Regions from separate parts of the Mus musculus genome. Here regions 1 and 3 are each linked to region 2. A link is a loop called in an ENCODE intact Hi-C map of the cell type or tissue named here. Cell type or tissue: heart. All regions are shown on one strand.

The links. Peaks named below come from ENCODE experiments on the same cell type or tissue, not always from the same donor. Only the 100,000 strongest peaks of a DNase experiment are listed, where the experiment ranks them.
Region 1: it touches region 2 in a loop (17-fold over the local background); 16 of 42 quality-filtered maps call a loop at or near these places.
Region 3: it touches region 2 in a loop (5-fold over the local background); 3 of 42 quality-filtered maps call a loop at or near these places.

The regions. Positions count from the first base shown.
Region 1 is chr13:53,457,911-53,465,910 of GRCm38, reverse strand. It overlaps Gm33763 (a long non-coding RNA gene), which reads right to left and starts at 4,556. Exons shown (of 4, transcript XR_873406.2): 1 at 3,730-4,556. In heart, a CTCF peak has its summit at 3,881; no DNase peak of the experiment used is centred here; H3K4me3 peaks cover 3,354 bases; H3K27ac peaks cover 3,214 bases; H3K27me3 peaks cover 5,788 bases.
Region 2 is chr13:53,588,912-53,596,911 of GRCm38, reverse strand. No RefSeq gene overlaps it. Among named protein-coding and RNA genes, the nearest start is that of 9530014B07Rik, 46 kb to the left of the region's middle. In heart, a CTCF peak has its summit at 3,952 (motif pointing right); no DNase peak of the experiment used is centred here.
Region 3 is chr13:53,438,798-53,446,797 of GRCm38, reverse strand. All of the region lies in intron 6 of Gm2762 (predicted gene 2762), which reads right to left. Among named protein-coding and RNA genes, the nearest start is that of Gm33763, 19 kb to the left of the region's middle. In heart, CTCF peaks have their summits at 3,071 and 4,279 (motif pointing left); no DNase peak of the experiment used is centred here; H3K4me3 peaks cover 546 bases; H3K27ac peaks cover 326 bases.

The sequences.
Region 1 (8,000 bases), 130 kb after region 2:
AAATTCCAGGCCGGAATCTGCCACACTCATTTAAGAGATGCGTTTCCCAAAGGCCAAAGACCTTCCTGGTTTCATCATCAGCCGCCAAGGAGGGTAGGGGGGTCCCTAATTACCCCGTCCACCGAGCTTCCTTCCCGGCGCCATGGACCGGTCACCTCGGGCGGTGATAGCTGGGGTGGGGACCTGGAGACGCTGGCCTTTGGGTTAAGGCACAGCTTGCCTATCTAGGTAGTAGCTAGACTAAGTCCGGAGTAGGATTCCAAGAGCCCAGTTTGGCTACTCCGGTAAACTGGAATCGGGCTTGCCGGACATCACGCACGTGATCCCAGATCCAATACTCAGAAAGGAAAGCCGGGAAAGGATTTGATCTGGCTCAAAAGATCTGCGCTACCGAGTGACTGGGCTTTCCAGGCTGAGGTCGGCGGGACAAAACTGTGCGCTGTGGTCTGGGCTGCTTAAGACCTTCCTGCCTAGGATGGGTCTCTCCTCTCTCAGGCCTGGTCCTGCAAACAGGGTGTTTCAGAGATCAGACTGGCAACCTGTGAAGGCTAGGAGACCTTCGCTTGCCCAGGACCCACATGGCAGATTGGAAAACTCACGCACCATGCTCCTGCGGAGTCTTACGATCTCTGTATCGACTGCCAGTAGCCTGGCATACAAATACACCTGCCCGTCCATACTTTAATGCTTTCTACAGGGCAAACAAACAAACAAACATCTTTGCAGGTAGGAAACTTCGCTTTAAAAAAAAATTAGGGGTGAAGGAGCAGGAGTTTGCATTTGTGGAGCCGAGGAGCCTGTGTTTAGGGAGGACGGAGGCATTTTTCTTGAACTATTATTATTCCTTACCGCATCCCTTGAGAGAGGTTATGCTTGTCACAGGGGAAACTGACGCCCAGAGAGATAGCTCACTAGAAGTCACAGAACTTGTTGACTGTGGCGATGCGTTGGGAATGCAGTTGAAGGGTGAGCCCAGAAGGTGGTGAACAACGAAAGGGGAGGCAGAGCAGGGGAGCTCAGAAAGTAGGTAGGGGTCTGGAGGGCCGGCTTTAGAATTATGCACCAGCTCTGGTCCCTCATTGCTTAGGGGCTTCCCCAGGACATCTCCATTCCATTGGCCCTGGGGGCCCAGCCCGCCCCTCCCCCCTCTCGGTCGTGCCTTGGTGATGCGGGGGCAGGGGCTGTAGGAGGTAGGCCGCCGAGGCCTGGCTGAGAGCGGGAGCCGGCGAAACGTCTGCCTGACCCGACTGAAAAGAGGATGCCTGCCTTTGAGCGCAACCTTGTCTGACCGAATGAAAACTCCCACGGCCATTCTTTGCTATGAAAGCCCCTCATTTGCCACGGGTTGGAGAGGCCATTGCCCCACCCCCCATTCCTTTTCCACTGCCGGGCTGGAAATAAGCATAAACCTCATTTATAAAGGAACCCACGTCACACACACACACACCCTCCCCAAAATCACAGGGCCTGGTTGGTGAAGTCGATTGTGCCCGCTTCCCCTTTCATGTAAGAACAACAAAAAAAATCTGAGATTGCTGATGCTACAGGCCGCTTTAATGAAATAGTCACAGCAAGGAGGAAAAGCCTTCTATCCACCCGCCCCCCCCCAAACCAGGCCCCTATAGCTGCCCCTCACCCCACACTCTCTCCCCTTCACCCTCCCAGAACAAAATGAGCCACAGTAAAATGACTTTCTGAAATAGCCCCGCTTCAAAGCGGAGCAAAGGACTCGCTTTCAGACTCCCCAATGAACGCTGGCCCGATAAGGTCCTAATAGCCAAATCCAAACTCCGTACACCTCTGACTTTCCAACCTCTTCCAACCCTCGCAGCGTTTGTTGATGAAAACACTTTGATGTCCTGAGTCCTCCAAACAATTATTATTATAATTTTAAACAACCTGGTATTTTCCATTACTAACGGCTCAAGCTTTGAAGTTACACCTCATAATTTCCTAAATTAAATAAATCATTTTAAGTTTGCACTGGGAGGCTTTTAATAGCAGAGAAAGGAATATCATTATCTTATTGAGACCCAATTGTGGTGGCTCCAGCTAGGCTGTAGCTAGGGGCAAAGCAGACTCAGTCTAACAGACATACTTTATTAACCTCCCATAACTCTTGAAAGAACAGTTTTATATTTTCTTTGATTTCCCCCTCCCTCTCTTATTTTAAAGCTGTCCCAACCTTTAATTAGTGCTTAATATGAAAAGCATTATTTTTTTAATGCTATGTAATTTACCAGCGGCAACAGGCCAACTTAACAATTGTTTATTAGACTTGGTTTTTCACACAGGGCAAAGAATGCCGCTCCAAACCCAACTTTTCATGGCTGGTTGCACTAATTAATACAGTGTCTGAAGCTCCTAGAGTTTTGTTTTTTTTTTTTTTTAATATTGAAGCATATGAGGGTGGAGGGGGTGTGTTTCAAAGTTCAGCTCCTGCCGACGACAGTCTCTGATTTCTTGAATCATGCTGTTTTGTCCTGTCTGTGAAGTTAACACAGACAGAAACTGTTCCCGGGCACCCCAGACGCTGAGATCCCAGCAACAGCAAGAGAACCCTGGACACCTCTGCTTGTGATTTATGACTTTTGGGGCCAGGCTTGGGGGCTCGGGGTGGGGGGTGGTCCGTTCCGGGCTTAGGGTGGGGTTACCCCTCATCCAGTCTGTGAGGGTGCAGAGCTGGCCTGATGCCTTGGTCTGGGCAAGCAAATGCCGGGAGTCCCAGACCCTAGAGAGTGCTTGGCATTGGGCATAGAATTTGCTAGGCTGAGGCAGGGACTATGGCAAAGGGGTGGAATGAAGGACAGGCTGAGACCCAGGCCTGTGGCTCTGCCACCAATGTGACCCTTGGCGTCTTTCTCCTTCCTCATTCTTTTGTCTTACTTCCCTTTCACATCTTTTGTTCCTCCCCCAATTCTTTACCCTCTCTTTCTGTCGTTCCTTTTTTATAATCTTCCGCTCCTTAATTTTTCTTGCCCAGCCCACTCTATGTCTCGTTAATTTTCTTTCCTGCCTCCGATTTGATTTTGATGCGCTCATCCCGGTAACTTCTCCCTCCCACTCTTTTCTTCCCTCCTCCTTCTCTCAATCTCCCACACCCCCGTTTTCTAAATTAGTCCCAACCCCACCCTCTCTTCCCCTCTTCTGGCTTCCACTTTTTCTTCTGTCCGGGCAGCTCAGAGCTGGCGGGTGCCCCGCACTCCGGAGCGGTTCAGCGCAGGGTGGCTCGGCACTGCGCTCTCTCTCGGTCTGCACCTGGCTAGCTAGCCTCGGACCGACCGGGGCGCGGGAAGGGGCCACGACTCCGGGCAGAAGGACAGAGTCCGAGCGCGAGGCCCCTCCCGTCCCTCCCTCAGCCAGCCGCCCGTTTGAAGTCGCGAGCCGGGCAGGAATGCAGTCGGGTTATCAATCACCCAGCTGGATCCCGAAGGTCTCAGCCTAATCACATTTAATTGCTCGTGGAGGCCCATTCTCGCCCCCGGCTCGCCGCCGCGCTCAATTACTCCCCAAATACCTGCCATCAATAAATGTGCACTGACACCGGGCCTGGCCCGCTCCACTAGCCCAAGAGATCCCAGCCGACCAGGTACCCTCGACCCCGCCTCAACGCCATCGTTAAAATTTACACTTCAAATCCTGATGGAATAGGCCACGCAGAGGACACCTCCCCAACCCCCCTAGATCGAACGCTCCCCAAGTGGCGGACATTGATGCTCAGAGACTTACATCCATCTTCTCCTTTAAGGGAATCAGGTTTGGGTCGAGCGTTAGTGTGCCTGAGGTGGTCAAGACAGTCCAACTAGGGTGAAACCTTGCCACCCCTCCAAGCCACCGCTGCTGGAGGGAAAGCACGAGACAACAGTGCCTCCCAGAGGCCGGCGATTTGCCTCTTCCTCCCTCGCGGTGGCCAGGTAACTTGGCCAGCATTCAGGTGCCTATCTCCTGCTGGCTGCTTCGCGAAGTAAGCATGCGCGATTGGGTTCATTTTTCCCAGGGAGGCCGAGGCACGAACTGAGCTGGGAAGATCTAGCCCCGTGACTGAAGCCCTAGGTCCCCTGCCTAATGTTAGAGGACCTGTAGCTGCTGTCCATTCCCGTCCAGCCCCCTCACTGTTAAACTCACAGAAATCATGGTCTCCTCTCTCCCTCTCCTTGCCCCCTCACTATAGAAAATTCCTCCTAAGAATTGCACAGACCTCTCTGTCTGCCTCTCTTTGCACTGCCCAAATCACACAGCAGGTGAGCTCAGAACCCAGAAATCCACACAGCTCAAGAAGTGCCCAGCCTTTTGCTTGCCATCACCCTCCTGCTGAGAATCTTCCTTTTAAAAAGTCTGCACACTGTCTTTCTTTGTGGTTTCCCTTTCAGGAGGAGTTGGTAATTACATAGTATCTATACAAGACAAAGGAGTTCTCTCCTAAGCAAGCCTCCCTACTTTCTTTATTCCACCCCTCCCACTGTTGTTTGAAGTTGGTTAGTAGCCAGGTAGCGACCTTGAACTCCTGATCCTCCTGCCTCAGGAGGTTGGGATTACAGACGTACACTACAGTTTCCCAGCTGCCATATACTTACACACACACACACACACATTTATAGACACATATATTACAGAATAAGTTTTAGTATCTAAAATGCCCTATGTTCAATGTGAAATATTATCTTTATCATATAGAAACTAACTCTGGCCTTCCAAAGGCAGAGCCAAGGTGGGCAGCTGTAAAAAGTACGTTTTAGCTGGCTTGCGTTATATCTGGTCCCTTCATTTGCTCAATCATTCTTTCTTTCTTTCCCAAGTATACAGGTTCCTCAAAGGGGTTTCTGTACTGCTGGGCATGCCATTTTTTAAGGGGGGGGATTTGGGCAAAGTTTTGCCCATCTTTATTTCAATGCTGAAATCACTCCTGACTTTGTAAGGAAATTCTGTATGAACTGCGTGGTGCCTCCTAAGGTCCCCTCTCAGAAAGTGACCTAGAAGGTGGTGCTGATAGATGGATGGGGCTGTTATTGAGGTTAAATTGGCCATTTAGGGAAAGTCCAAAGGCTGCTGTGCATAGCCTGGCTGGTCTTTGTGGTTGGGTTTCTCTTTGTTTAGCTAGCAGTGAGAGCAGAGAGGAGACAACTAGGAAATCCCATGGGGTGGCTGAGGGGAATATGATCCTGAACTTGAGAATTCCAGGAAAGCAACTATATACAGTTGATGGATGTGGGCTGGGGACAGAGAAGTGTGCATGTACTCACTGCGTGCACTCGAGAACGAACACACACACACACACATACACACACCATGATACCTCCCCGTAACATCTTCCGGTGAGCTGGGGCAGTGCCAGGTGGCTACTACATTTGAGAGTTGGTTTTCAGATCTAATGTGTTCTTGGGTTAGGGATGCTAATGCCTTTTCTGGCTACTGGTAAGTCACAGCCCACTTTGATGAAAAGGAAAATTTGTCCTTTTATTTTTAGGTGTCCCTAGCCATAGTAGCAAGTGAATAGTAATGAACTTGGGGCCCCAGAAGGACAGATTCTGCTAGAGAGGAGGCAAGATATTTGTAAGGCTTAGGGCAAATAAAAAGTGGAGTCATGCTAAGACATCTTTCTCAGGACATCAAGGCCCACATTTTCTCCATATGCTATCCCTGCCTATATCTGGGTCAAGAAAGTGATACCCTTAATTTTTTAGAAGGAAATAAATGTGGTAAGTCTTTGGAGTACAAAATAACTGTCTATGACTCTGCCTATCTATCTGTTGGTATATCTAACTACCTACCAGTCATCTATGCATGTGCTGGAGATGACTCCAGGGTCATCTTGCACATGCTAAACTCTTGTTCTCCCATTGTGCTACAGACCCAGCCACAGTGATGCTGACAGCATGTTACTTTGCTCTCTTAAGTCAGCAGCAAACCCAAAATTCCTTTGTCCTGGCTAACAGCCTACAACAGCGATCCTGAACCTCTGATGCCAAATGAGCATCCTGAAATTCTCTAGTCAAAAATAACTGCGTTCACTTCAACTTTTAGGAAATGCGTTGTTCAGCCTCTGCCACACTCATTGGGTTAAATTACTTAATTGGCTTAGATCAGTAATTTCACTTTCACCCACATAGCAACTATCACCCCTATGTATTATATATGGAAACTGACACACCCCCCACCCCCCCCACCCCCCACCCACCCACCCACCCACCCCCCCCCCCCCCCCCCCCGCTCCAGGATTGCCTGACTATGATCTCACAACTGAGTGGCAGACTGAGAACAACTCCAGAGGAACAAGCTTTTGGTTTTTGTTTGTTGGTTTTTGTCTGTTTGTTTTTTGTTCTTTGAGGCAGGGTTTCTCTGTGTAGCCCTGGCTGTCCTGGAACTCACTTTGTAGACCAGGCTAGCCTCGAACTCAGAAATCTGCCTGCCTTTGCCTCCGCTGGGATTAAAGGCGTGCGCCACCACCGCCCAGCTGAGGAACAAGCTTTTAAGGCAGCTACTGCCAGGCCTGGGGTGGGGTTCAATGGCAGAGCACTACTCAGCCATTCGTGTTGCACAGTCTGTGTGAAATACAGAATTAAGTGAGACCCTCCTAAGTTAGTTATTAGGTGTCTGTAGAGAGCTTCCTCTGAGTTGTTTTAAGACTATGACTCCGTGTCAGGATACAAGAGTTCCAACTCTGGCCAATCTGATCTAGCTTGGGAAGAAGAGAATCTAGGGAAATAATTCTCTTCTGTCCCTTCTCTTGGATTCCTCCTTCCTCTCCTTTGTTTGGTTTTGTTTGGTTGGTGTTTGTTGTTGTTGATGCTGTTGTTATTACTGTTGTTTTGTTGACCTTATTCTCAGACTACAACCCAGGCTGGCCTTGACTCTCTGGGTTCAAGCCTTCTTCATCAGTTTCCATCCCATTGAGCTTGACAATGTCCCTTGCCTGTGCTTAAAGGCTGGGTTTTCTCCCCTGTCGTGTGGGAGGGCCCAGAAGAAGGAAGATGCCTGCCTTTCTTACCGGTTTCCATCATCCTTTCCCTCTCACTCTCTGCCATCGCAAGGCCAGTTCTGGGACTCAGAAGTAAATTTCTCCCCTTACGGAAATTAGCTGGGAAGTCCAAGGCACAATTTCAGAATCAAAGGGGTCATTGCTATTATACTGAACTATGTTCAGCTCAAACACTCTCTAGGCAGTGGCAGGACTGTGACTTTTCAGGACATGAAGACACAGGTTGCAGGGTAAAGATCTTGAGGACAGTGAACCTCGCGAAGTGTAACTTCTGCCTCTAGGTCATGGCAAGAAAAAGAAAACCACGCTCAGATCTCCACATCACATACATATCAGTAATTCATAGACCCTGAAAGTCGCTTCTAAAGGCTGCTAGTCCCCCCACCACTTATCAGAGTCCAGATTTCAAACCCCTGGGGCAGAATGAGGTCTCCCATTACTAAGCCTTCATCACTCCCCCAACTATATAACAGGCCATTTGCCAGGGGGTTATGAAACATGATCATAAATTAAAACTAAGTAACTCCCGTAAAATAAGTGGACAAAGAGCACTCTGTAAGGCTGAGGCTCCGTTTTGACTGTGCTCGCTCATTTATTTGGGTACTTACACCGGTTTCAGAACTCAGGTAACTCCATGTATTGTAAATCTATGGCATGGGGACTGCTCCTGCAAAGCTTTATCCAAGAGTCATCTCAGGCCTGATTGTAAGAAGTGCCACTCAGGTGTCCCTTCATACTTTGCAAAGTCATTTGTGTTATTTCTGCCAGCTGGGTAGCTTGCCTGCAAGACTGGGACCGCAGAGAGGGGAGGGGGCCTGAGCTGCTCACAAGAGTGGAGATGTCAAGGTGCAAACAGAAAACTCAGCATGCTTTGGAACAAGATTGACATTTCGGTGTTTGGGAAGCGGAGACAACAGAATTGCTGTGAGTTTGGTGAGTTCCAGGCCAGCCAAGGCTATATAACAAGTCTCAAAATAATAATCAATAATAATAATAATATCAGGTTTACTTTAAAGAGGAATTT
Region 2 (8,000 bases):
CAGAAAAGACATGAGTGGGAACAGCCGAGGCCTCGTTTACTTTGGAGGCAAGGCCCAGCATTGCTACGCACAAAGAAGGCTTCCTTTCCCCTATGTAAGAGAGTTCAGGGAACCCTTTCTCATAGCTCTCCTGTAGATTTATTTTGGAAAGGAATATGGCTTAGCTCCTCACTTCTATTAAAAAAAAAAAAAAAAAAACCTGGCGATAATGACGTTATCATCCCATTCATTGGCTTACATGACTGTGTTTCGTATGGGCTTGATTCAAGGTTAATTACAATAAGTCAGATATTATCACCACCATCAGGAAATGGACGTGAAACCAGCTACAGATGTGCATGGGAATCAGAATGTGAGCGGATGTTGATGGAAGCCAGGGACTTTGCTAATAGCTCAAAAAAAAAAAAGTGGCTTCTGTTATTTACTTATTTGTCTTTATTTTATGGTTCTGGGGATTGAATCCAGGGTCTTTCTCGTGGTGGGCAAATGATTCACCTGTGAGCTATATCACCAACTAGCTTTGGCATTTCTGTACTAATTTCCCCAAACCTTAGGTGTTGTCTGCTAACACAAAGGGAAACTGAGGCCAGGAGACATGAAAGGAGTGGTCCAAACTGGCTCACACACTGTACTACTTCTCTCTAACCTTGCCTGCATCACTCAGGGCCAGACACAGCATCCACGGGGATCATATGAGGGTTTCCGGTCCAGCCAGTGCCATTCACAGTGTACAGGTTACTAAAGTCCCCTCCTAATGGAACCAGCCAGTGTGTGGATGGAGAGTAGAGATATGACATGGGCTTCTGTTGCATTTTTAATTTTGCTTTTTGTTTACTTTCGGCAAGGATTCAATACAAAACTCAGGCTAGCCCATAAGTCACTCACCAGGTATCTCTTCCTCCTGAGTGCTGTGATTGTGGGTTTGTGCATGCCCAGCCCATGCAATCAATTTTAACATCTCCTAAAATGTGATTCACAATAGCAACAAGTGCTCAACATATTGAGTGTCAAGGAGCCCTAACATTCACCTAAATGGGCAAACCACTATCTGGAGGACTGATCCCCTTTATTCCAACCTACCCTACATTGGACAAGGAATCTATTACAGTCCAATTTCATATGGGAATCTCTCAGCTTACCCCAAAGATCCAATCTCATCAGAGCTATCGGCAGCACGCAAAAAGCTGCCTTTATGTTTAGTAAATGGCTCAAGGCAACACCCATCCTCTTGGCGCCTTTACAGTGAGTAGATCTCTCAGAGGAATGCCATTCTCCAGTGCTGTGGGGAGTGGGTGGGCAGGTGGAAGAGGCTTTTCAGAAACCTGACTAGCCATATTCTGGAAATTCTCATGGGCAGTAATTGTCACTTCTGGGGACAGTTTTTAACATCACTTTCAGATAAAGAGCCCAAAGCAAGGTGGAAGCACAAGCATAAGATGATGAGGCAATATCTGTCTGTCCTCTGGGACCTGAGTCCTAATGAGGGCGCTCGTTAGGGTTATAACTGCTGTATTAGTCAGCTTGGCATCACGGTACTGAGATATAGGGCACAGGCCACTTACAAACTAAAGAAAGGTTTGTCCTAGTTCAGGGTTCTGAACAACCTATAGATAGTATAGTGATCCTACTGTTCTGATTCAAGTATTATAAGAGAATTACACAATGATATAAGCTAAAATAATTGCATGTGGAGCTGGGTAATACTCTTTCAAAAGATCTATGTTCTAATCCAGGAACCCATTTTTCAGGCTATTTTCCTGTGACTATAACATAATTCCTGAGACAAGGCTGTTTATAAAGAAGAGAAGTTTGTTTAGCAAACACTTGGGGAGTTAGAAGCCTAGGACTGAGCAGCAGTAGCAGCTGACAAGGGCCTCATGCTGTGTGATGCCACAATGGAAAAGCAGAGGGGAAAGAGGGTATGGGTATGGCTGCGGCTGTGGTGGGGTAGGGAGACAAAGCAAGGGGGCAGGGGGAAGAAAATGTGATATATAAAAAAACGAATGGAGTCGGATTCAGCTCTAAAGAAGGAAATCGTGTCATGGTTTCCAAGATAATTAGGATACAACTGGAGATTGTCACGTGAAACTAAGTTACCAGCTTCAGAAAGATACATACCATGAGTGTTTGCTCCTGTTGGGTAGGGCCGGCATTTGGCAAGATGGAAGATGAATGGAGGATGGTATAAGGAGTACCACAGAAGCATGTGATCTATGTATGCTAAAAACGTGCTAAAGGAAGCCTTGGGGCTTGGGAAGTAGGGTAATGAGGCTCTACACAAGTGTTTTCCCCAAGAATGCCTAGAGGGAGAGCAGACACCATGACTGTCCATTTCCAATTTCAGACTTAGAGGTCTGACCTCCAGAAAATAAAATGAGCCTCTTTAGCTACTGAATCTGCAGAAATGCCCACAGTGACTCTAGGTTTTTTGTTTGTTTGTTTGTTTGTTTGTTTTCTTGCTTTGGTGATTGAGAAGTGTTCCACTCTGCTTTCAGATCTCAAGACCCAGTCAAAAGACTTCGAAATTAAATTTAAGTTGTCTGTCAAAAAAGACAATAAAATCACTCAGGGCACTAAAACGTATCAGGAAACACCCCTTTAGAATTCGTATGGAAACCTTAATTAGACTAATTCTCTAATTAATTTCAGTGGTAAGATTACAAGATGAACCACCAGGGCTAGTTTAAACTGCCTTCAGTCTTTATAAACACTTAGCCTAAGGGCACATAGACTCTAACAATTTACAATCTGCTCTATTAGTTTGCTCTGATATTGTTGACATGTAGAATAATACTATGTTCAGTTCAGTTTACAGCCAACCGAAAGAACTGGTCACTGTAGATATATCACATAGCTTCGGGGGTGAGTGGAGGAGTGTATCAGCCAGACATTGTGAATTTGGTTACTGCCATGCTTAAATCAGATCTAAAGGGGAGACGCTCCTCAGTCAAAAGGCAGACTTAACTTGGCCAAGGAAACAGTTACAATTCTCCAGATGAAACATTTAAAAGCATATAAAAAGTTAAGCCAAAGGACGCTGAGAAATTTTAGGCTAATGGCAAGTCTCTCAGGAGACAGCTGTCGAGAATGACCAGATAGCCTCACTGGGATTGACTCCGAGGAGATGAAGTAACAGAGATCAAACAGAGGAGCTGGGTCCCTTCTGTGAGATCTACCCACAGGAGCCTCAAGACCAACCAAAGCTTAGGAAGGTGGCTGGGGCCAGGCATGGGGGAATGGGGGGGGGGGTGTATCTTTCATCTCAGCACTAGGGAGGCAGAGGCAGGAGGATCTCTGAGTCTTCAGGCAGCATGGTCTTCATAGTGAAACCCTGTCGGGGGGGGGGGGGGCTGGGGCTAATCCTGAGCTTTCAGGAATGTGCCATCCATTCTTTATGAAACAACGCCCACAGCACCAGCAATAAAAACATAAAGCCAACTGTAAATAAATAAGTATACAGACCCATATCTTTTGATATGATTGTGAACCCAGACCAGTGAGAGGTTAGCTTGCTGGTTCTCTGTGAGAGAAAGCCAGCAGCTTCTATGTTCTGAGAAAGGGGCATTTGTGGACCTGCTGGGCATTCAAAACTGCCCTTCCAGGCAAGAAGGAATGAGCCCACAGCTTTGTATCATGCTAGTAGGTGAGTTCCCTAAGGCTCTGGAAGAGTGAGGTTCATGGTCTTTTAATGGCTTCAACATCCCCTTCCATTTTGACAGCCCTTCCCTCAACAGGTGTTCCTGTTAGGAAAACATTGTCAGAAAAGCATCTTATTGGTGACGTTACAAAGAAGGGGTTCTGAGCCACAGCACACTGCATCTCTGTCCCTACCTGGACTGTTAGGAGGGCTTTCTTAACCGTCCTAGTTTTCAGTCCAACAGAAGCCACCTGGCCAGCACACCACACCTTCTAAATCCAATGGAGAAAAGGCAAAGTATCTGGGAAACAACAGAGGGCGCTCTTGTCGGTAAATAGCCCGCAGGGTGTCTCCAGGAGGAAGAAGGAAATGGCATGTTTTCCTGCTGTCTGGAATTGTTTCTTGTTTGGCTTTTATTCTTCTGTTTTGAGGGTACAGCAGTTTCCAGAAGAGCATCACTTCCTCCTTCACAAAGCAACTTCTGTTTGGATTGATTACAGTCCCCAAAGAATCCTGGGTAGGGCTGGTTATTAATGAGGGCAGTAATAACCAAGCTCCTTAGAAGGCTCCTATTACAGCCATTCAGAACTCAGAGCATCAACAGAAACTCCGTTTCCCTAAACAATATCTGATGCTAATAAAATTTATTCCTCAGTGATGTACGCTCTGGCCAATCAAATAGGTTGTGTTTTCAAGCCACAATAAACCGTGATTGCAGCAGGCGCTGAGGAAGGCTGCTTCCTCTTCTGTGAAGATCACTCCTGCACTCATTCACCTGCCTGGAGTTCATATCTGTACTTTCAAGCGATGAGAAAGATCATTTGAGTATGGTACAAAGGCACACATTTATTGAAACTCAGAGCTAAAACCAACTGGGAATTCGTTTCCCACTACAGACACTTTTCATTCTGTGTAAGACTTTAATAAATCTCATCCACAAAAAGAGATTTAAAATTCCATTATAAAGGACTTTCACATGAAAACATCACACACACACACACACACACACACACACACACACACACACACACACACAAAGAAAAAAGAAAGAAAACATCTCACAGCAAAATGTTCAGTTAGAATAGCCATTCTGAAGCTGTAGGCCTTCAGGCTGGATTTTGTGTGTGTGTGTGTGTGTGTGTGTGTGTGTGTGTGTGTGTGTGTGTGTGTGTGTGTGTGTGTGTGTGTGTGTATAAATTATAAATATAAATATAAGTATATAATTTTTTACACCTTCACTGTGTATATATTCTTATGCACTTATCCACCACCAAAAATTGGGAACTCTACGACTGAGCACTACAAAAACAATTAGCTCCATGGCCTCTTTTAGGATGCAGGTGTTTCTTATTTACCTGTTCAAGCTCTTTATAATAAAGTTTTAGTAAATTCTTTTTAAAAAGAGACTTAGATTATAGGATGATTTGTCAGACAGAGATAGAATTAAAAGGCTAACACCAGAGCCATTCCCAATATTATTAGGTAAAATACGTGAGATTTGCTTTTTAAAATGTACCAAAGAGAGGAGATAAGAGTGAAACTGACTGAGAAGCTGATAAATATTGTTCCTGAACGTGGGTGCTCTTACACTCTCTTGCTTTTTTATAGATTTGAAATTGTCCGTAATAAAAAGCTGAGCACGTGATGATGATTTTTTCATGTATTTTTTTTTAATCAGAAAATGCTGCAGGAGACCAGGACCTGGCGTGATGTTCGAAATACCAAATACCAGGTGAAGGAAGCTTACCCATGCGTCCAGAGCTCTGTACCTGGCACGGCTCGCTTGGCATTAGCACACCCCAAAATAGATCCCTATTGATCTCAGCAACTAATGGCTGCTGACAAAGAGAGATAAGTCTCCTCTAAGGATGAGCCCCTAAACTGTTACCCAGTACCAAGGGGCCAGCCCTAAACACATACCCATCCAAGCAACAGTGGATGGACCCAGCAAGTTGCACATGTATATTAGGATCTGTGTAATAATAATTAAAGGAAGAGAAGCTATGAATCTGAGGAGGGGGGCATGGAAGGTGTTGGAGGGCTGATTTTAATTAAATTTTTAAAATGTTCAAAGGCGATAAAAAGGTGAGGTGGGTTATTGGTGGAGGGGGACCTGAGACGCTGTTGAGGGTGAATATGATCAAACCACACTGTATGAAATCCTCAAAACTTTAATAAAATATTCCTTTTGTAAAAGAAAACAAATAAAACAAACCCCTGAGCCCCTCTCACATCCTTGGGAAGTCTCTCCAGACTTCTTGCTGCTCCTGAACCCTCAAGAGTTAACCCGGCAATAAACACTGGGTTCACAGTAGTGGGAATTACCAGCCCACTCAGCCAGAGTGAGACTTGCTCCTTCTCTCCCTGTAGAAAAGCACCTCAGAGCATCTTTCATGCCTCGTGATTCTAAAGCTACAAAAAAGCCATGAACAATGTTAAAATGATACCGATAAAGCAAAGATGCATTGACAACCTGTCATGGGCAGGAGGAAGCCTCTGTCTCCTGCTTCCTGTTGTGTGCTTTACCACATAGTAGGCTATTGAAATAAATAGCCAAGATTTTTCCACAGGGGCAACTCTAACACGGATTGTTTCCATCTTAGAAATTTGAGCTTGTGATATTTAGAAGCATCTAGAAAGAGTTAACCGACTGTGCGTGACTTCTTTTTATGGCATAGGGAAAGTTTCTAGTCTCCCTTCTCCAAGCTTCCATTTCTGTATATGAAAAGCAGTGAAGTTCACGCCAATGGGAAAAAATAAAGGCCTCTGGAGCCTCTACATACCACAGTGACATCCCCATTTACTGCCCCGGAAATGATGTCACCAGTCACTTTCCTAGTAGAGATATCCAGTGGTGTCAGGACCCTGTGTCTTCCTGCTCTGTTTCCACCCTGCATCCCTTTGCTAACACCTCTGGATGGTCTACCACTCTCGTCATAGTCTGAAGACTCTGTACACAGAACAAAGCTGCCCCATTTCTCCTCTTCCTAGCCAAGAGCAATGTCCCCCAACCTTGCTATGGAGTTCTGACCTTATCATTGAGGTTCCTAGAACCATCAGGTGGTTTGCCAAGGGTTTCCATCCAAATGTCCGAGTGATCTTCGAAGCCCACCTTTGAATTCAGACCATTACTAGATCAGATCGTTAGCTGTGCAGGGTGTGACTAAGATCCACCGTTCCACTGGACTGTGGAGAATGTCCTATTAACTGCTGGATGGTACATCTTGTAGACCCTACCATGTAGAGCATGTAGCACAAAGTGGGGAACTTTGTACTATCCATCAACTATTAAAGAGTAAAAGGTTTCAACTGGGTGGGTATTTCTTCACTACAAAGCCAAGATCTTCCTGTCACCTTTTTGGTCCCAGCGGAGTTTAACTGTACCTTTCTATGGTGTCAGCTCTCTGTACCATCTGTCCATGCTGTCACTACTTAGTTCTCTGTAGCTATGATGTCAGTTCTCTGTAGCTGCTTAATGAGCAAAGTGATGACATGTTTACAGAAGAATCAGGCCAATAGGAAGGTTCTCAGTAAAACCCTAAAATTTCTAGTTGGAATTGTCCTTGGTTTCATCATTCATCAGTCAAGAATTATGGATCATTAAAAAATAAACAATCCATAGTGACTATTATAGGGAGAATAATGGCTGTATAAATTAAATTAACAAATTAAAATTTCATTTCATTTAAATCTATACCCAGAAGAGCTGATCCTCAGAAGTCATGAGAAATTGGTGAACTGAACTTGATACTGTTTAAATACCCTTGGGTTAACTGAGTCTTTGGTAAAGGGTGCTTTTCTAAGACAATAGAGATGGCCAAAATGTCCCAACTTTGGCAACAAACGTTCCATGGCCTAGGAACGTCTTCAGTTCCTGGAGGTGTACCCTGATAATCATTGACCCTGACAAAGGTAATCATGAGTGTCCTGCTTATCAGCCCGATCACACTTCATTTTTGTCTGTTCTCTTAAGAGTAATCCTAGTTGCTAACAGATCTACCCAGGATGTGCATATGAAGATAAACTGAGATGCTGTTCAGAAAGAGCCCACTGTGTGGTAAGCGCTCAGAACACTTCATGGTTCTTTTTATTTATTTTTTATTAATTTATTTTATTTATATGAGTACACACTGTGGCTGTCTTCAGACACACACCACAAGAGGACATTGGACTCCATTACAGATGGTTGTGAGCCACCATGTGGTTGCTGGGAGTTGAACGCAGAACCTCTGGAAGAACAGTCAGGGCTCTTAACCACTGAGCCATCTCTCTAGCCCCCACTTCATGGTTCTTATTGTTGTCGTTATCTTCTTACTACTGGCAGAAGTGGAATTTCAGAGTGAGATGTTTCTTCCCACAGCCC
Region 3 (8,000 bases), 150 kb after region 2:
CTCTTTGGTTTACCCTCAAGAGAGTCACATAAAATCAGTCCAGTGGTAAACAGCTGTCAACAACAGGTTTGAGTCCCATTATATCTGCTAGTTTTCCTTTGAAGAGCTGCATGGAATTATCTTTGGATGTTGGTTCCAATAACATGTGGGGAGCATTCGCTGCTGATACTGTACAGGCGCTTACATTATCTAAGATGCCTTGCAAGGAAATGGAAAGGAGGAAACCTGCTCTCTTTCCACTTACTTTCTCTGGCTTTCACTGGCAAGTCCATTCCCTCACTGGCTTTGAAGCCTACTCCTTCAGGATTCCAGTGTATACTGAAGACCAGCTGCAACATCCAGCCTTGTGAACTGAACATCTACTAGATTCTTGGACTTTCCTTAGACAATCACTGTTAGACTTGCTGGAGCATATCCTGAAAGCCATTCTAATAAATCATATATATATATATATGTATATATATATATATATATATATATATATATATATATATATACACACACACACACACACACACACACACACACACACACACACACACACATATATACTCATTCTATCAGTTCTGTTCTTGTAGAGAATCCTGATGTAACCATCAGGATTATACACATGGTTAATACACTTTAAAAAGTTGCCTATACACATGGTTACATCAAGCTAAAAAAAATTGCTTATTTGGCTAACCCATTTCATTGTCACAATGCCTTAAGTTAGTATTTTTAACAAGATAGTTTGAATAGAGATCCTGTGTTTATAAAACTGTATGACATCACTGTGTTATCACTGTGACATTACTGTGGCATGGCTGTGGTATCATTGTGACATTGCTGTGACATCATCACTGTGGCATCACTGTGACATCGCTGTGGCATCACTGTGACATTACTGTGGCATTGCTGTGACATCACTGTGGCATCTCTGTGGCATCACTGTGGCATCACTATGGCATCTTTGTGACATTACTGTGGCATCACTGTAACATCATCACTGTGACATCACTGTGATATCACTATGGTGATGTCATTTCTTCAGTGAACTGATCTGTGCGCAGCCCTGTAGTATCCCGCATCCTCTTGCCACTCTCACAGGCTCCTGCATGCATGTGCTGAGAATAAACTCATGCAGTCAAACACGCATACACACCACTAGGATAAATTTTTTAAAAAGTTTTTAAAGTTGTTGGTGTCAGATGCTCTCCTTCAATCCCAGCACTCAGAAGCAGAGGCAGGAGGATCTCTATGCATCTGAAGCCACCCTGGTCTGCATACTAAGTTCCAGGCCAGCCAGGCTCACATAGTGAAACCATGTTGCAATCAAACCAAACCAAAGCAAGCTGCTGATATGGGGGTGGGGCAGAAAAGTCACCGCTAGAACCAAGCCTGTAGAAATCAAGATGCAAAATCCTGCCAGTAGGGTGTCTGTGCACTCCACTTCAGTAAAGCCGCATAAGAAATCCTTCCTTTTAGCTTCTGGAGGAAATAACTCATTACTCCACTTCGTGGAGTGCCCCCCACCCCCACCCCCACCCTGGGGCCTGCCCCGATGTCCTGACATACAACAGATAAGCCTTTCCACACTGGGTACTCCCTGCAATTGTCTGCATGCAGATCCATTGGGGGAAAACAGAGGATCCTGCGTTACCAGCATCCTCTGGGATGCACTCTTGGTGTAATGAGTGTAGTCTCTGAGAGATGGTCAGCGATGCCGGTGATGGGGTTTCAATGGCAGCCCTCATGGGCAGTGAGGCTGTAGGTTAGTGGAGGACGGGGTACATTTCGGAGTCCCAGTAGGACATGGAGACAACAGAAGCAACTGAATCATCCCGGACAGGGCCGGGGTTCTCTGCATGGCCATGAGATGCTGGAATCAGAAAACTATGTCCCCTACTAGGACTCACTGAGTTAAAAATGAAAAGTGATGCTGTGTGTTTGTCTAAATATCTATTATTCCTACATCAGATAGACACCTGTGTGCATCGCAATGCATTCACTGTCTATTCTGACACACGGACATGTGCACCTGGGCGTAATTTAATATCATTTTTGATAATTATTATTTAAGCAATGCTAACTGTGTTTATACCTAGCTCTGCAAATGCTTTCGGATTGGGCACCTCGGTCCAATCTCTTTCAAACTTTTTTTTTCAACAGTAACAACCAAAGCAAGCAGCTTTCACAGTGATGAGTAACAGGGAAAAACTGTGAAAAGTATCCGCTTAAATGAGACACTTGAGGCCAGGCATGGTGGCTCACATCTCCAATTCCTGCACTTAGGACACTGAAGCAGGGGAATTCCTGAGAGTTCAAAACCAGTGTAAGTTACGCAGGAAGTCTCTGGCCAGCTTGGGATTTAATTATTACTGTTGTTGTTTTAAAGATGCTTGCCTCTTCTTGGTATTAAGTGTTAAACTTGACAAGTCTTTCTGTCTTGGCCACTTCTTATTACAAACCAAACCACTATGTCTATAGCAGGGCTTTCGTTTGATGTCTGTTGAGAAAGCAGAGCTCTTAAAACAACTAAAAGCAAGGACAGGGATAGATAGGAAATAGAAATCAAAGCTGAATCTGTCCAGGCCACATGGGGCCAGGAGACAGGCACCTGAGTGCTTCTCCCCCCACTCTCCCACCCCTCTGCTGAGCACTCCAGTCACAGCCTCTTAGCCTTTCTCAAGGAGGAGGAAACGCAGAGGCTAAGGGAGCCCTCAGTGCTTGTACTGATCATTTGCATAAGGCAACTAGGGTGAGTGGGCAGTCTAACTAGAATCCCTGCTAGCCCCTTTCCAGGACTGTGACAGGCCTCCTCAGAAGTTGCCCTGGCTGAAAGGAGCTGACTATCTCTCAGAACTGGTTCTCTTGGGGGACAGCCAACCTGAGGTGATGTAATAGAAGCAGGATGCAACGTCTGGACCCCTTCTGTTTGGCTGAGACATCCCTGGCAAGCCTTCTGCTTAGGGTAACACACATCACAGCTCAGCATGGCCCTCTGTGTGTTCTGTTCCCCAGTGACTCACTCAAGCCCCGCCCCCCATCTCCAAAAGTTATTCCCACTAAGCCACCTAGTGGGAGGTCTGCTTGCTACAGCGATACAGAATAAAAATTATGAGGCTTTTCTCACATTGAGTACTTAATGTTGAATTGAATACTTAATGAAAATGTTAGAGCACTTTTGTTTTCATCTCATATAAAGATTATGCAAAATACAAACTAGTGGGAAACACCAATAAAGTAACAAAACCCATTCTTCTATATATTATTTATTTATTTTATAAAGTTGTTTAATTTGTATTATTTATAGAAGAATTGCTAGCTTGGCAGATAGCACCTTTTTCTGTTTTTTTATTTTATTTTATTTTTTGGTCCTGTGATTTTTTTAATCATTTAATATTTTTTTAAAGATTTATTTATTATTATATGTAAGTACACTGTAGCTGTCTTCAGACACACCAGAAGAGGAAGTCAGATCTTGTTACGGATGGTTGTGAGCCACCATGTGGTTGCTGGGATTTGAACTCTGGACCTTCGGAAGAGCAGTCGGGTGCTCTTACCCATTGAGCCATCTCACCAGCCCTCAATCATTTAATATTAAAGAGATTTTATAGACTTACTTTATTTTATGACTACCTGACTTTTAAAATCAAATGAAAAAAATTAATGATTTTACAAAACTCCTGTAGTTAAATGTTTTGTTTTAACTTCTCTTTGTCCTTTCATCTCCGAGGCCCTGATGTGCTTTTGAATATTTAAAGTTTTTTTTTTTTTTATTGGGTGTGTGCATGTTGTGTTTATGGGGTATGGTAGAGGCCAGAAGACAACTTTGCGGCAATGGTCCTTTCCTTCCACCTTTGCACGGGTCCGGGAATGGAAGGTACGGCTTCAGGCTTGAGTCTTCACCTGTGGAGCCTTCTGTCCTCAGGCACTTCCAAAGAACAGGAAATGGAAACCCAGCCCTTCCAATCCCTAGGCTGTGTACCCTGGCTTTCTACCTCACCGTGGGCTGACTTCACTTCTGTAGCAGCTTGGGCTTTAAAGCATCCTGACGTGACTCAGCATGAGGCAAGGCTCGTGGGTGCAATCAAACCTCACGAAGGCAGGCTACTCCCTGAAGCCGCGCATATTCTTGAGAACCACAGCAACTCTGACCTTGAGGTCTGGGGGGGGGGGTTTCCATTGAAGCTGAAGCTGAAGGACCCTGTTCCACACAAAACAGGACAGTGGAGGCAGAAAGGGATCCATTTACGGACGAAGAACCATACACAAGTCGAACGGTCTCCGCACGCCCTCTACTGGGTCCCGCGAGCAGAAGAGACCTGCCGTTTAATTTATGATTACTAAACTGCTGTCTGAGTTTTTCACTTTGCCTTTTTCTGGTGTTGCTGTAGAGTTTGAGTTCGGGTTTTGTTGTCTGAGACAAGGTCTCCCCAGTGTGGTGTAGCTGCTCCATGGCCTACGCAGTCATGCATCAGAGGTTGCCTTGGTGACTGACCGAATGGAAATGAAATAAGCCAAGCGCTATAGCAATAGTCAGCCTGATAGAGCTGAGGGCATCACCATTCTCCAGCAGCAGTGGTGGCGATCACAGGGCCCTTATCTGAAATTCTGGCCATTGCTGAATTTCATTGCTGACGGAGAGACAGAGTCCAGATACCATTTGATCTCAAGCCTTATTCACTACAATGACAGGCATCAGTCCTCAACACAGGCATGGATACCTGACTCAGAAGCAAGTGGCACAGAGGGTCAAAGGCAAGGCTCACTTGATGTGTCTTGAGTGTCAACTCCTTCCTCTGGGTCCTCTCTCTATCTTGATGCAGCTAAGGTGGCAGTAATCCTTCGGTTGGAGAGCAAGACAGCATGACAGTCTTCAGTGCCACAGCATCCAGGTCTCTGCATGCCTGCTGTGAGCCTCTGCCTGTATTAGTGACAAGGGGCAGCCACCCTCTAGCCAATCACACTCTAGCACTCCATCATTTCATAGTACTTCATTCTTATCTGCTACACACAGCTGGCATGAGCTGGCTCCTCACTGTTTCTTGTTTACATGCTCTCTACATTAGGTTTTCAGTTGCTGTGAAGGGATCCCATGTCCAAGGCAACTCTTATAAAGGACAACATTTAATTGGGGCTGGCTTACATACAGTCTCTGAGGTTCAGTCCATTATCATCATTATTATCCTGGTAGGAAATGTGGCAGCGTGCAGGCAGACATAGTGCTGGAGAAGTCGAGAGTTCTATATCTCAATCAGAAGGCAGTCTGCAGACAGTCTGGATCACACTAGCCAGACCAGAGATGAGACCTCAAAGCCCCGCCTCCAAAGTGGCGCCCTTCCCCCAGTGAAGCCACACCTCCTAACAGTGATATGTCCCTTGGGCCAAGCATATTCAAACTACCACAGATGTATAAACATGTTTGTGGTGTTCAGGTGTCATTGGGTAATTATATGTTTTGTTGATAAAATAAAACTTCTGTAGATTAAGCACCACAGTAACTATTTTGGTCTGATGGCTACTGTGGTGTCACCATCTCAAATTCCCACTGTTTTATGAATGATTGTTCTAGTCAAGTATGGAATTTAACTAGAGTATGACTCTCAAACACTTCCGTATGGTATCTTAGGAGGGAAAGTTCTCACGGTAAATATGGACAATACAGATGTGGCTGATTACAATGATGGTCATAATTCCCACAGCATCTTCAGGCCTTGGAAAAGTTCCTCGTGCTTTAGTGATGGGCGTGTGCCGGAATGTGTGGTTGCCACTCAGATGTTCCTGGACCACCTCTTGTGTTTTCACAGAATCGTATTGATCTGCCTGGAAACTTTCTCCTGGGTCTTCTCCTGTGAGAAACTGCATCCCTAAGATGGGGTGAAATGACCGGTTTAAAGTGTCTTGGGAGGAAGCAGTTTTTCTTCACTATGTCTTTCCTGATGTAATTGCGTATTGGTTCTGGTGGCAATGAGTGTGAGCATTTGCAGTCAGAGCCCTTTATTCATAGCGAGTGTGTAAGCATAGACTCTGTCTGCGTGGCTCTGGATTCCCAGCTGATTCCCACAGACCCGTCTCAACCATGGAGTCACATTCAGTTCCCTGGGCTCTTCTACTGAGAAAAAGCCATCATTTTCCCAAAAAGTGACACCCATGGCAGTGACACCCATCTGTAATCCTAGTATTAGAAGGTTGAGACAGGAGGATTATGTGTTGGGGATAACCTGGGGTACATAACTTTTCCTGGGAAGAAATGAAGAAATATCTACTCACCCTAAACAAGGTACTAACAGAGTAAAGAAATTATCCTACCCAAGTCTTTCTTGGTGACTCTGAGTTTATTGTGTGTCTTAGGGTTTTACTGCTGTGAACAGACACCATGACCAAGGCAACTCTTACAAGGACAACATTTAACTCAGGCTGGCTTACAGGTTCAGAGGTTCAGTCCATTATCATCAAGGCGGGGAGATAGCAGCATCCAGGCAGGCATGGTGCAGGAGGAGCTGAGAGTTCTACATCTTCATCTGATGGCTGCTAGCAGAATACTGGCTTCCAGGCAGCTACGATGAGTGTCTTAAAGCCCACACCCAGTGACACACCCCCTCCAACAAGGCCATACCTCCTAATAGTGCCACTCCCTGAGCAGAGCATTTACAAACCATAACATTGAGGTTCTATAGATGCAGAGGTGAGGGGTGACTCATGGGAGCACAGGTGACTCAAAAGCAGCCCAGTCACTGAACATCCCCACCCCAGCGTGGATGAGGAAGCACAAAAGCTACATGGCTGGAGTCCCACCCCCAGTAACTTTCTACTTTCCAAATATTCTAGACCCCCAAGAACACCTGCAGCTGAGGAGTAGGGACGTGACTCGTGACACCTAACTAAGACAGTATCCAAGAATATTAAGTTCTTAGGGTTTTCTTCATTGGCAGGGTGGGGATCCTCTGGCCTCAGCTAATCAAAGTCCTGGAACAGTGGTCACTTCCCATCACTGGCCTTGGCTTCTTCATGCCATGTAGCTGTTGTGTGGCGTCTTGTTCGGCTCCCCATACAGTAGCCCTGGCACTGAGTAATACATTTAGTCAGATTGTTAGTTACACTGAGGTCACTCAGATAGGCACCTTAGAGGTCTAAAACCAAAATAGGATGGGATATCTGCAAATATCAATGGTCTCCAACAATGCTCTTATGACTGGAGCCTTCTTTATGACTGTGCATTAGTAATCAGTACCGAGGGATGACCAAACCTATAAGGAGAAGAAACCTATCAGTAGCTTCTTCTTGTCCAGCGAGATGTTATATAACTGATCCTCTGAGCTACAAACAACAACAAATCCTCAGAATGGTGCTGGGGGTGTGTGGCTCATTTGTAGAGTACTTGCCTTACAAACACAAGGACCTAAGTTTGACTCCACCCACAGACAAATGCCAGGCACAGCCGGTCAGTGGTGGCGCATGCCTTTAATCCCAGCACTCGGGAGGCAGAGGCAGGCAGCTCTCTGAGTTCAAGGCCAGCCTGGTCTATACAGTGAATTCCAGGACAGCCAGGGCTACACAGTGAGACTCAGCCTCAAAAAAAAGAAAGAATGAAAGAAAGGAAGGAAGGAAGGAAGGAAGGAAGGAAGGAAGGGAAAAAGAGAAAGAAAGAGTAAAAGAAAAATGAAAGAAAAAGAAAAACAAATAAAAATAAACAAAACGCCAGGCATGGTGGGGTACGTTTGTAAACTTGTGATCCCTCCATTGGAGAGGCAGAAACAGGAGGATTCCTAAGGCTCGTGGGCTAGCCAGTCTAACCTAACTGGTGAACCCCAGGCTAGTGAGAGACCCTGTTCCATAGGAAGTGGATAGACTTCCTAAGGATGTTACCCAAGGATGTGCTCTGGGACCCATGGGAACAGCACACCCATATTTAAAAAAAAAAAAAAACCGATAATGAAAAGTCCCTGAAGGAACTTCATCACGGATCAACCAGGGGGCAGTGGCAGGCTCACCATCTCTTTGATACAGACTGGCAA